Linked DNA regions of Homo sapiens: region 1 is linked to region 2. A link is an interaction called in ENCODE POLR2A ChIA-PET data of the cell type or tissue named here. Cell type or tissue: PC-9. All regions are shown on one strand.

What was found. ChIA-PET counts read pairs that join two places held together with the same protein. Peaks named below come from ENCODE experiments on the same cell type or tissue, not always from the same donor. Only the 100,000 strongest peaks of a DNase experiment are listed, where the experiment ranks them.
Region 1: POLR2A ChIA-PET joins it to region 2 with 6 read pairs; 1 of 35 experiments calls an interaction of 5 or more read pairs at or near these places.

What each region holds. Positions count from the first base shown.
Region 1 is chr1:67,751,022-67,753,521 of GRCh38, reverse strand. All of the region lies in intron 2 of GNG12 (G protein subunit gamma 12), which reads left to right. Among named protein-coding and RNA genes, the nearest start is that of GADD45A, 67 kb to the right of the region's middle. In PC-9, no CTCF peak of the experiment used is centred here; a DNase peak (open chromatin) is centred at 1,051; H3K4me3 peaks cover 496 bases; H3K27ac peaks cover 1,661 bases.
Region 2 is chr1:67,338,608-67,341,107 of GRCh38, reverse strand. IL12RB2 (interleukin 12 receptor subunit beta 2) reads right to left here. Exons shown (of 17, transcript NM_001374259.2): 9 at 2,405-2,484. Among named protein-coding and RNA genes, the nearest start is that of IL12RB2, 32 kb to the right of the region's middle. RefSeq lists an enhancer at 2,123-2,202. In PC-9, no CTCF peak of the experiment used is centred here; a DNase peak (open chromatin) is centred at 1,247.

The DNA.
Region 1 (2,500 bases), 410 kb before region 2:
TGCCCACCACTCCTTACTTTATGAAGTAAATTTCCTCCAGTCGCAGGACTTGTCATGGGTGATGTTCACTGTAGGGCATGAATTGAAACTCAGCAAGTACAGATTGAGAATCGCTTATCTGAAATGCTTGGATCCAGAAGTGTTTCAGATTTCAGGTTTTTTTTTTTTCAGGTTTTGGAATATTTACATTATATACTTACCAGTTGAGCATCCCAAATTTGAAATGCGTCAGTAAGCATTTCATTTGAGTGTTATGTCAGAGCCCAAAAAGTTTCAGATTTTGGAGGATTTTGGATTTTCAGATTTGGGATGCTCAACTTGTATTTGAAAACAAGAACTTAAAAAAAAATTCTTTCAACATAATTACCAAACACCCACTCTATATTCAGCAGTGTTCCATGTGCTGGGCATTGAAAGGTTAAGTAAGACATGGGTCCTGCTGTTGTGGAGCTAAGTAGGGAAGAGGGCACATGGACAGACCATTGTAGTATGACAAAGTGAATGCAGTGGTGACACTGTAGGAAGCAAAGGGAGGCCAATAATTCAGCGTAGCAGTCACCTGGAAAGGTTACTGGAAGCCATAATACAGGTCAGATTCGAGCCACCTTTCCCTGCCTTGAGATTTTTGTAAGGACACAGGGACATAAATTGGCACTTAGTGTCTAACAGTGTCTGGCAATGGATGATATCCCATATTATTTGTAGCTCAGATTAGTGGAGGAATTAGCTAAGAAGTATAGAGAGAATGTTGCTAAAATAAAGTAATGATACCTTAGTCAACTGTCAGTTACTTTAAGGAAAGAAATTAAAGTATATGAAATCAATTAGAACAAAAATAGTTCATTGTTTCCAACTTATGTGATTGGGGCGAGGTGTTGAAAAGAAGTATTAACTAGCTCATGTCTGGGCCCAACAGGAAAGAACACCATGACTCATTAGTGATAGCTGCCATGAGTGCTGATCCATTAGGGATGTCTACCGTGAGTGCAAGAGGAAAAGAGGCAACCTCCATGCCACATGTCTGCATTCCTTAAATTAGAATAACAGCTCAAGGTACTGGGATCTGACTGCATGCAACCTGTTAACCCCAAACTCCTACATGCTTGGCATTTTTCAGAGACAAAGTAAACAAAGTAAACTTTCAAAATGTCTGTTGTGATCCTGGTACATTCAGACCAGTCTCTTATACTTGCTACTTCTGGACAGCTGCCCTCTTCTCTCCAGTGAGACCTGGAACCAGAGCAACATCCTGAAACGCCAAGGAAAGATGAATATGGGGTACTTAATTACTGCATTGATTCAATTATATTTCTCCCAGTGGTGGGAGAGTGAAGGAGTATACGTTAGATTTCCTGTAAGAGCTGATCAAAGAAAAGGCCTGCTAACAAGCATATGGTTATCAGAACTTCTCATTAAAGGGTCAGCGTAATCAATTGAGGATGGGCCACATTGAGTAACTATGAGGTGCTATGGGGCAGGGAAGGGACTGCAGTTTCTTATGTCTTGGTAATAACTCTTGCTGAAAGACAGATGTAATACGACCATACTGATATTTGTCATCCTTCACAGCCATTAACCTGGCATCTCTGTTGTGCCACTTAAATGCCGACTTAGCTTAGAAAGACAGCTGTGGACTCCAGAAAATGGGGAGAGGCTCACCTCATTCAGTACCCGTGTTCAGCACATTAGTCTTGAGAGAGGTTTCTGTTTGCTTATGGTTTGGGTTTGACTCTTCTAGAGCATCTGCATGATAACTCTTTCCACCAGCCATAGAGACACAAGAGATGTCTCACAAGCCATGCTGGAAAATCACTTAGATTTCTTTTCAGGATGCTATTGAATGGGAATAAGGGCCGAGGTATGGCTTTTCAGGTTACCTAAGTATCCCAGAAGCAGTACGCCAGTCGACATTTGTGTGCATGTACTTTTGTACTCAAGACCCCAAACACAGCAACCCTGACCTGTTTGAAGACCCCACCCTGGACAGGGGACAGTGTTTCCCCAGAGCTGCCACTCTTGAGGCTCTGGAGGAGACTGGGTACAGAGACCCTAACTGTGGGACAGTCAACTGAAGGTGACTGTCCTGCCCCCTGAGCCATTGAAAGCTTTTTTCTTCAGATACTATATTATTCCCAGAGGTGCCATTAAACATTCTCCCTATGCTGTAGTGAGAAGTGGCTCACAGACTCTGCCTCTCTGTTGAACAACTATAGCTTTTACTTTGAAAACTAATGTCATTCATTTCTATAATGGCTAATAAATATTTTTAGTGGCCCAGAATGCATTTTAAAACGTGTGTGTATATGCACGTGTGTGTGTGTGTGTGTGTGTGTGTGTCTGTATGTGTATCCATGTAAATGGGCAGTCCTGGTAGACTATGAGTGGATGCGTGGGTGGGTGGGTGAGGGGGTGAATGTGTGTAAATGGTTGGGAAAGTCTGGAGTGGCCCAAATAATAACTGAGGTTAAAAACTGGTGAAAAATATTTTAATGTAAAAGGA
Region 2 (2,500 bases):
TCTTCTAAGCCAGTTCCAACCCCAAGCATCCTTCTTGGGCCCACAATTCTGGCTACACAAAAGGAAACATTTTCTAAACAATAAGAGATGTTCAACCATGGCATGGGCAGACTACAAAGTGAGATTCTCCCTGTCCCAGAATATCCCCACTGAGACATCTGTCTGTCCTGGCAGGAGTAGGAGCCATGTTTATAATGAAAGGAAGGCTGAACTAGAAGAGCTTTGAAGTCCCTCCAAATTCCAAGACCTCATTATAGAACCTAAGCCTTGTGAAGATAGAAATAAAATCAGGGCAGCAGAGAAGAAATCACATACTCACATTTACCAAGCATCACTCATGGCCAACACATACTTATTTTGACTTCACTCTGGTGCTGGTTTCAGAGAACCAAGATGATGTCCACTATAAACTCTGTTTGTTACAGTGAAAAGCACGCAGGCATGGAGCTTTCACTGTCAGGATAAACACGCATCATGCAGCACTGCTGAATTTTACACTGGTGGCCCTTGTGATTTTTACATTTGTGTCCTCTCATTTGCTGATCCCCACAATGGTCTTGTCAGCTTTGCAGATACCTGTATCATTACCCTCATTCTACTGAGAGAAACCCTTGAGTTGAGAGGCGTGGAATAGATTAACACGTAGCATATCTTTCCAGATCACTGTTGAGGACATTTTTGGAGGAGAAACCTTTACATGAGAGGAGGAATTTTGGTTTTAACCAGTCACTTGCTCGTGAAAAGGAAATAATTAGGCTGGGTTCTTCTATAATATTCACAAATTATGGCTGTTCTAAATGTCCTGCTTTGAGAATTGTCTTGCTATTGAAAGTAGATTCATTTTAAAATAAATTTTGAGCTGCAGTGTTAGTTTCAAAGTGAAGAGCCTGATCATGATTCACCAGGCTATTTATAGTAGTCTCTTCTTATACCAGACGTTTTATGTGTGTGTGAGAGAGACAGGGAGGAGAAAGAAGAAGAAATCACTCATTTCTTAAAACTGAAGAAGTGTGCAATGATCAAAACCCATCATGTGAACCCCATCAGAGGACTTTATAATTGTTATTCTTACTCTTCTGGTTTTGTGCTCATTCAGATTCATAATTCCAAAACTTTCTATCCTCAACTGGAAGAGGTGTAGTGAAGAGGATGTGAGTCCTGAGAAATAAAGAGTGCAGTTCACCAGGAAACCTCTTATGAGCATGCCAATCAGTAGCTCAATTCGAATCGCACAGCATTTTCCTTCAACAAAGATGAGTCACGATGCAGCAGTTCTGGATAAGGTTTCAGTCTCAGGTCTGTGCTCAGTAGCTGGGTGACTTTGGGCAAGAACTTCCTCTCTTTCCTCTCTCTGATACTCGTTTTTTCATTCACTCATTCATTCGTTTTCTCATTCACTGGTAAGTGGGCGTACCAGTACTTACCTCAGGGGATTTTTGTGAGGATTAAATAAAATGGTAATGCCAGCTTTCAGTGCTTTGTGAAACTTTCGCATTCTATGATAATGTCAGGCTTCACTGTTTTCTGGAAAGTTGTCTAATTTACTACTGTTTTATTACCATTCCTGAGGAAGGGCTGCTTTCTATTCCTGTTTGTATGATTTTCTTTTTTTTTTTTTTTTGAAACGTAGTCTCACTCTGTCACCCAAGCTCGAGTGCAGTGGCATGATCTTGGCTCACTGCAACCCCTGCCTCCCGGGTTCAAGTGATTCTCGTGCCTCAGCCTCCCCAGTAGCTGGGATTACAGGCGCATGCCACCATGCCCGGCTAATTTTTGTATTTTCAGTAGAGACGGGGTTTCACCATGCTGGCCAGGCTGGTCTCTAACCCCTGACCTCAAGTGATCCGCCTGCCTTGGCCTCCCAAAGTGCTGGGATTACAGGCGTGAGCCACTGCACCTGGCCTGTTTGTATTATTTTCTACCACTATTACTATTCCTAAAGTAGAGCAGCTTTCTTTCCTCCTTCTCCCTCTTCAATGACTTAACAAACATTATTAAATATCCACATCCACAGCTTTTTCATCTTTTGTTTCCCAAAGAGTGAATAAGTGAAGTGACATGGTTACTGCTGGGCATATTTATGTAGGAGAGGTGGGGGTGGGCAGAAAGGGGACAACAGTCAGAAGAGATGAAGTAGTTGGGGTCAGAGGGTGGAAATGCCAGGGATGGAAAAAGACCTTGATCTTATAGGAAGTGGGATTGAAACGATGTGACTGTGTGGAAGAAGGAACTCAGCTCTCACCCCTATCCACCAAAGGCACATGACACTGTGGTGTGTCATGAATGTGAGAAAATGAGCTCTAGCAAAATCATTGAAGCTTCATATAAAAGCCACTATGCAAATAGGTCTTTTTCTGCCTTCAGTTTTATTCCCTTGAGTTTTAAGTTGACGCTTAAAACTCACCTTCCAGAAAAGAGAAATCTGTTGTCTACTGTAGTCAATGTGCCGTTTCATGTACCAGACATCTAACATCCCAGTAGGCTCTGTTTCAAAGGAGAA